Regions from separate parts of the Homo sapiens genome. Here region 1 is linked to region 2. Evidence: read pairs that join two places in POLR2A ChIA-PET (ENCODE). Cell type or tissue: OCI-LY7. All regions are shown on one strand.

Region 1 (4,000 bases), 390 kb after region 2:
ACAACAATATTTAATCCAGGATTAAATATTGTTTTGATAGCTCAGACTGGGGCAATGTCACAGGCTTATCATCCCAGGCAAACTTTTGATAGTCCAGGGCAATTTCATCTGTTTAAAACATGCTGAGGCTGGCGGTATCTTGCCAGCAAATGCCTTCTAAAGAAGGTGGAACATGGCCGGGTGTGGTGGCTCATGCCTTGTAATCCCAGCACTTTGGGAGGCTGAAGCAGGTGGATCACTTGAGGTCAGGAGTTTGAGACTAGCCTGGCCAACATGGTGAAACCCCATCTCTACTAAAAATGCAAAAATTACCTGGGTATGGTGGTGCATGCCTGTAGTCCCAGCTACTTGGGAGGCTGAGCCAGGAGAATCACTTGAACCTGGGAGCCAGAGGTTGCAGTGCACTGAGATAGCACAGCTGCAACTGCACCCCAGCCTGGGTGATAGAGTGAGGCCCTGTCTCAAAAAAAAAAAAAAAAGAAGAGGAAGAAGGTGGAGCATGATGAACCCAGCTAAGTGAGCTGCTCCAGGCATGAGTAGTGGTATTCCCCAAGCAGGGGAGAATGGTTTCTTAGGTATCCTGAAATGTGAGAGAAATTATATCCCGAGAGTCTTACAGGGAAGATCTGAATTTATCCTAAAAAGGTTATTTATTGGCCCAGCCCTAAAAACTTTAAAACAGGGGTAGAAATAGGACTAGTTCAGCAGATGTGCAGTGCCAGGCTGTTAGGTTTCCTTAACTCTTGCTCCAAGGGTAGATCCTTTCTTCTGCCTGTACTTTCTTGGCAATTAGCAATGTGTCTGAATACAAAAAGAAAGCTTAATCCTTTCTTTCTGGGCAGCTGCATCCTTTGAGTTACGGAAGCCCGGAGCTCTCTGGTGACTGATGGCAAGGTGGAACAATGGGTCAGACAGGGAGGTGAGAGCAGGGGTAGGACACTGACAGCAAAAATACAAAGTTCTCCAGCTCCAGTGCCTACCCCAGTTATCAGCCTGTGCTAATGAAAAGTGACGACTCAGGAAAAGAAACTCTCAGCTGCCTTGGCCTCTAGAAGAAATGGTTTTGATGGGGGTCGGGGAGCAGCAGGCTGGGGAATAGGATGAGGCTGCCAGCATGGCAGTAGCTCTGTTTAAAAACACCCTTGGCCAGGCGCGTGGCTCACGTCTGTAACCCCAGCACTTTGGGAGGCTGAGGTGTGTCAATCACCTGAGGAGTTCGAGACCAGCCTGACCAATATGGTGAAACCCCATCTCTACTAAAAATACAAAAATTAACCGGGCGTGGTGGCATGTACCCGGCACTCAGGAGGCTGAGACAGGAGAATTGCTTGAACCTGGGAGGCAGAGGTTTCAGTGAGCCGAGATCGCATCACTGCACTCCAGCCTAAGCCACAGAGCGAGATTCCGTCTAAAAAACAAACAAACAAAAAAAAAACAAAACAAAAACAAAAACACTCTCACAGGATGGGAAGAGCTAACAAAAGGAAAATAATTATAGCATTTTAGCCAACACTGTATCTGCTTAAACTCACATATAAATAGATCCTTAAGCCCTTCTCTACTCGGCATAGCCACTTTAACCTCATCCATGAGCAGGGACTTTGAGGGGGCAGGAGAATGTTTTCTGGTGAAGCAAAGAACCGCCCCCACAACCAAAGCACCACACAAACTTACGAAAAAAACAAACAACAACAACAACACCAAAAAAACAAACAAACCCTGCTCAGTCCCTGGGGAAGAGAAAAGGCCAGGATATGGAACAGGGAGGGAAGGGCTGCATTCAAAATCCCGTCCTACCCATACATTGTAAAATGGTACAACCACTTTAGGAAACAGTTGGGTGGTTTCTTTAAAAGTGAAACATACACTTACCATGTGACCCAGCAATCCCTCTTCTAGTTACTAATGCGAGAGAAATGAACACATGCATCCACATGATGATTTATATACAAATGTTCATAACTGCTTTACTCATAATAGCTGCCAACTGGAAACAACCCAGATGTCCAAACACAGGTGAATGGCTACACAAACTATAACATATCCATATAATGGAATATATTACTCTGCAATAACAAGGAAAGAACTATGATAGACGCAACAATATGAACGAATCTTGAAATCATTAGGCTGAGGGGGAAAAGTCAGAGGTAAGAGTAGAGTAGAAACTGTATGGTAACGTATACAAAACATGCAAATCTGATCTGTCATGACAGAAAGCAGATTGGTGCTTGCCTGGGGCCAGGGAAGGGGCATGACTGACTCAGAAGGGGCCACAGGGAACCTTTCAGGGTAACGGAAATGTTCTCTACTTTGGTTATTGTGGTAGGTATGCAAACATACAACAGTGCACCTAAAATGGGCACATTTTGTTGTGCGTAAGTTAGACCTCAACAAAGTTGACTTAAGAAATAATTCCTTCCCGAGAGCCTGGCCTACGAGGTGCGGGCAAGCAGAGAGGCCTCCCTCAAGGCACTGGCGATACTGCCAAGCTGGAAAAACGGCTCGCTGGCAGCCTGGAAAAGGCCGTTCTCTGGCTCTTGATCCTTAAAAGGCTGGAATTTCTGGCTGAACAAGAAGGCCTGGGCCCAGTCCCCAGGGGGCAGCTTCTCCTCAGCTCTGGGCAGGGTGCCCGGCCACCCCTCACACAGGTGCTGGCTTGCTGCCCAAACACAGGACCAGGGGGCCTGGGCAGGCCCCCACAGCCCTGCTGGGGGAAGAGGAGGAGACCAGCCCGTAGCCAGCCCAGCCTCAGCCCCAGCAGCCTGTGGCTGGCAGGGCCTCTGCCTACACAGCAAGCTCTCAGAGTGGGGGGATGGGAGCAGCGCCCAGGCACCCACCCAGCTCCCCCAACCCAGAGTGTCACCGGGGACCTTTACCCTGAATGGGGATGGTTTTAACAGCCCCTAGAGAGGGTCAGGGCATCTGTGACAGGACAGGGTCTGAGCCCCGGACTTTCACCTCTCAGCCCAGTGCCCTTTTCCCCGCAGCAGCCTAAGCTCCCAGTGATTCTCTGGGGGAGGGATTTCTGATGGGGCTGGTTCTAAAGAAAAGCTCTCCAGGGCAGGGCCTGTGAAACCCAAGGACTGACTGCTGCGGGGGCTGGATAGCCTTTGGGGACAGAGGAGGGGAGAGGGTGGCAGAACCTAAACAGCTGCGGCCGCTGCTTTGTCCAAGGGCAACCCAGCCTCCCAGGTGTGGCCATCACCTCTGCCTCTGACCTGAGTCTCAGACCAGAGCCAGCTGAGGCCTGGGTGCTCCCTTCAGCCCCTTCTGGTTCTGCAATTCAAGGCCCAGTTAACCCCCTGTGGGGTCATAGAGAAGCTTGCAGAGGGTGAAGCCTGGGACCTGATTCTGCTCACCCTGGACTCTGGCCCAGCCAGTGCCTTCTGGCAACAGGGACCCTCTGGGGTCCCAGGAGCCCTGGAACCTCCTCTGCTCCCTCTGGCTCTGTCTCCTGCCCCACCCCCTTCCCTGTTGCCACCTGCACCTGTTTTTCCAGCCTTGCTCAATCTCTCCAATCCACAGGCTGTTTGTTCCCAGGGGTCGCCTCCCCTTATCTCCCAGGCAGCTGTTGGCCATGGCCTGAAGGTACAGAATTCATTGTTAACTCTTCAGCTTCCCTCACACACTCCACCCCCAAAAACCATAGCAGCAAAGAGCACCAGGGAGGGCCCAGGTTTGGGGTCTGGGGTCTGGCCCTCCCTGCTGTGTGACCTTGCCTCATTGTGTGACCTTGAGCTGGTCACTTACCCGCTACACTTCTGTTTTCTCATTGGTAAAATGAGAGCATTTTACCTTTTTATTACCTCAGCTCTGTACCTCTTCCCCCGCCACACACACACACACTCACAAACTCTTTCTCTCTCTCTGTCTCTCTGTTCTTAAAATGTAGGGCTATCAAGTAACACTCATCCAATAATTATTAATTCAGGAGCTGATTTTTTTTTTCCAGACAGTCTCGCTCTTGTCCCCCAGGCTGGAGTGCAGTGGCTCGATC
Region 2 (4,000 bases):
GAGCATTTATTGGACTACATTAAAGATAACTTTCTCAGAATAACCTTAGACCAGAGTTTTACTATTTCAATCTAAAGCAAACATGAAAGATTAGCTTCTCTATCACTGAAGGGATGGGAGCTTTGGCCCCCAAAAATCTTCGGCAGTGTTGAAAGTTTCTATTGACACGTGGTAATTGTGCACCCACCAGTAAAAAGCACACATCTGGAGACGTTTAATCACTTGGAAAGATGTCAACCCAGCCAAGGTTATGGATAAAGGAAGCAAATGTCCTAGAAAGTACAGATAATACCAAAATATTTACAAAAACAGACCTTCAGCTGATCTCAGTTCTCATAGGCTGCCACCCACTTTGGTGAGTTTGTGTAGAAGGGAGAAGGGAGGTAGAAATCAAAGCCCAAGGCTGCATCCCCACACATGGCGGCAGATGAGACTGGAACTCGGGGTTCAGCCGGCAGCCCTGCATGTGTGTTTGTGTGCACAGAGCCATGCATTTAACAGACAGATACTTCCAAACCTCTGCTGACCCCATTACAGAAACAGACTGTGGATGATAGGCTGAATTTATTATTTTTTCTAATAGAAAAACAAAAATTATTTTTAAGGATAGGTTCTCCTGTGTTGCCCAGGCTGGTTTTGAACTCCTGGCCTCAAGCAATCCTCCCATCTCGGCCTCTCAAAGTGTTGGGATTACAAGCGTAAGCCACTGCACCTGGCCAACAGGCTGAATTTAGAACTATGTTTGGAATGATTTTGGTGTGAGTTTTTTTGGCCACCAACTCTATGGAAATTTCCTAAAAAAAGTTGGATTTTGTTAACCAAAACACCTGCCTTTATGTTTTCGTGATATTGCCTCTTAAAGATTACGGTGCTGTAAGAAGCAGTGGATAAAACCAAATTTTGTTTTAAACTCCCTAAAGGCCTCAGGACTTAGGTTTTCTTTTGATTGTTTTATGTAGGGCCTTATATCAAACCATTCTGAACCAGAGGGAAAATGACAGGGTTGACCAGCCAGAGAAATGAGATGTGTTTGATCCTGTTAAGCCACCTCTGTGAAAGGAAGGCAGGGAGTGTGTCCTCGTTGGAGAGTGACCTGTGACCCCCTTCTGCCCCGGGTGTTGTCAATGTCATGCTGTGGCTGCCACAACGGACTCTTAAATACATTCATACACTCATCCTCAGTCATGCAGGTTTTTTTTTTTCTTAGAGACAGGGTCTTGTTCTGTCACCCAGGCTGGAGTGCAGTGGCACAATCTTGGCTCACTGCAGCCTTCACTTCCTGGGCTCAGGTTATCCTTCCCCTCAGCCTCCCAAGTGGTTGGGACTACAGGCATGTACTACCATGCCTGGTTAATTTTTTGATTTTTTTTATAGAGCCCAGACTGGTCTTGAACTCCTGGGCTCAAGCGATCTGCCTGCCTTGGCCTCCCAAGATCTTGCAACTCTTAATCCATTCCTTGGCATGCCATTGCCCATGGGGTAAGCCTTCACATGGCTCACTGAGCTCTTCACGATATGGCGGCTGCTGCTGTCTCTGGGCTCTGCCTCTTCCCTCCCACCTCACCACACTCCAGCTATTCAAAAACACATGCTTTGAGTTCCAGGGATGTGCTCCATTCTTTGCCACTATGCCTCTTTATGTTATTTTCTTTGGAATGCCTGTTCCCCAGGGCCCTTTCCTTTCTCCAGCTTCTTCAGCTCTATTTAAACATCCCTTCCTTAGGAAGCCCTCCCTGACTCCCCCACCTCCCACGCCCGCCGACTCAGGGCTGGTTGTTCCCCCCCACCATGTTCCTGTAGTTACTCTGGCTCAGTCTGTTTCACGGTCTTGTTTCCCATTGGGCATGTGCTCTTTAAAGACAAGCTCTGGCATGTATCCCTAGAACCTAGCACAGTGCCTGGCATGTAGAAGCTGCTTAAACAATCTTTATTAAATGAATATGCAATAAATGGCCAGTGGTGAATGCTCTGCTTCCCCCACAGAGATTCTGCACTTTAACCAGTGTCTTGTGAAACCCTGTGCCTTCACCCAGAAGCATGGATCAGTGCCAGCACTGGAGGAGGCTGGCAAAACATCTAGTTCAGTTGTCCCAAACCACTGTGCATCAGAATCACCTAGGGAGTTGAAAAAAGTACAGCTCCCTAGGCCCTGGCTCCATGCAGTAGTCAGGAAGCTGTATTCATAAAACTCCCCCAAAGATTCTGAGGCAGACATTGGACTAATAACTTGGGAACCACTGATTTAGTCCAACTGACTCTTTCTACACATGGAAAGCCTGAGGCCTAGAGAGGTTAAGTGATGCGTACCCAAGACTGTCCAGCTTATAAATAGCATAGCCTGAAATGGAACATCTTTTTTGTATATTAAAAATAATCTTTTTTGTACAGATGGAGTCTCAACTATGTTGCCCAGGCTAGTCTTGAACTCCTGGGCCCAAGCAATCCTCCTGCCTTGGCTTCTCAAAGTGTTGGGATTACAAGCTTGCACCACGGCACCCGGAATGAAACATCTTTTTGTTTTGTTTTGTTTTGTTTTTGAGACAGAGTCTCACTCTGTTGCCCAGGTTAGAGTGCAGTCACACGATCTCAGCTCACTGCAACCTCTACCTCCCGGGCTCAAGTGATTCTCCTGCCTCAGCCGCCCGAGTAGCTGGGACTGCAGGCATGGGCCACCACACCTGGCTAATTTTTGTATTTTTAGTAGGGACGGGGTTTCACCATGTTGGCCAGGTTGGTCTTGAACTCCTGGCCTCAAGTGATCCTCCTGTGTCAGCCTCCTAAAGTGCTGGGATTACAGGCATGAGCCACCACACCTGGCCTGAAACGAAACATCTTCTGATCTCAATTCTGGCTACAGAAGTCTTAGTCACTGTGGTGAGCCAGGGGCTGTGGGTAGGGGGACCCTCCAGAGAGAACTCCCATTGCCCCAGCAAAGTGCTACCCAGGCCACCTTGGCAGCCTCTGCTATCTATCCAGCTGGTCAGCTCTGCCCCCCACCATGGAGTCTAGTATATATTTTTACTTTTATTTTTGTATGTATATATTGATATATACAGAAGGAGCTCTTTAAGGACTTAATAACTTTCTGCTTCTCTTCAGAAAAGAAGCGGGCAAAGGGACCTGAACAACCCACACCCACAATTCAGGAAGAGCCTGAACCTGTTAGCAATGTCCTACAAGGAGATGACATTCTTGCCTTGGCCATTAAGAAGGAAGACTTGAAGGAGGTGAGGATGAAGCCCAAGCTTCCCTTACCATAGAAACGTTTCCCTGCCGGCAGCCTGAGTGGTCTAGAACACCAGCCATGTCCCTACTCATGGGGAGTGTCTAACTCCATGGAAAAACCCACTGAACACAGATTCTTTTCACTTTACCACCTTAAGGAATTCACTGTGTTGTCTGTTTTAACATTTCTGAGATTCATATAGAACCACAGGGGAAATGAGATGATGAGGTATCTTGCTTCCCATAGAGGTAGGTGCCATCATTCCCATTTCACAGACCGGAGGATGAGTTTAAGGAGCCAAGGTACAGCTCTGGGTAAAGCTGCTAAACCCTAACCCCATGCTTTACCTGGGAGAGTCAGCCATCTCTCACCCAAACTGTCTGGAGGCATAAGATGTTCTTTTTTTTCCCTCCAGGATATTACTAAGTCACATATCTGTTACACAGGCATTTCCTTGACAGAACATATGGACAGAGCTGAAGAAACAGATCTGTCAGCCTTCAGGAACTCCACCCAGAACTAGAACAGAAGAGATGGGTGGTGCTCTTCCTCCTGCCACCACAGGTGGAATTCTCCTTTGTTTTATTTCTTTTTAGCAACACATTCCTCGCCTTACTGAAAAGGAAGATAAACGTGTCATCACCCAGAAATTTATCATCCGTAAACTCAAACCCATGGATCCTAGGAGGAAGGTCTGCCACCTTGTAGCACGTCCTGCGAATCCTGATGAAGCCACAAAGCCTCTGGACTACTCCGGTACACCCAGTCTCAGCC

Evidence for each region. Peaks named below come from ENCODE experiments on the same cell type or tissue, not always from the same donor. Only the 100,000 strongest peaks of a DNase experiment are listed, where the experiment ranks them.
Region 1: POLR2A ChIA-PET joins it to region 2 with 11 read pairs; 2 of 35 experiments call an interaction of 5 or more read pairs at or near these places.

Annotation. Positions count from the first base shown.
Region 1 is chr17:50,902,102-50,906,101 of GRCh38, forward strand. No RefSeq gene overlaps it. Among named protein-coding and RNA genes, the nearest start is that of TOB1-AS1, 37 kb to the left of the region's middle. In OCI-LY7, no CTCF peak of the experiment used is centred here; DNase peaks (open chromatin) are centred at 470, 1,880 and 2,270; H3K4me3 peaks cover 1,202 bases; H3K27ac peaks cover 1,746 bases.
Region 2 is chr17:50,513,471-50,517,470 of GRCh38, forward strand. It overlaps MYCBPAP (MYCBP associated protein), which reads left to right. Exons shown (of 19, transcript NM_032133.6): 2 at 3,100-3,227; 3 at 3,823-3,982. Among named protein-coding and RNA genes, the nearest start is that of MYCBPAP, 7.0 kb to the left of the region's middle. In OCI-LY7, no CTCF peak of the experiment used is centred here; no DNase peak of the experiment used is centred here.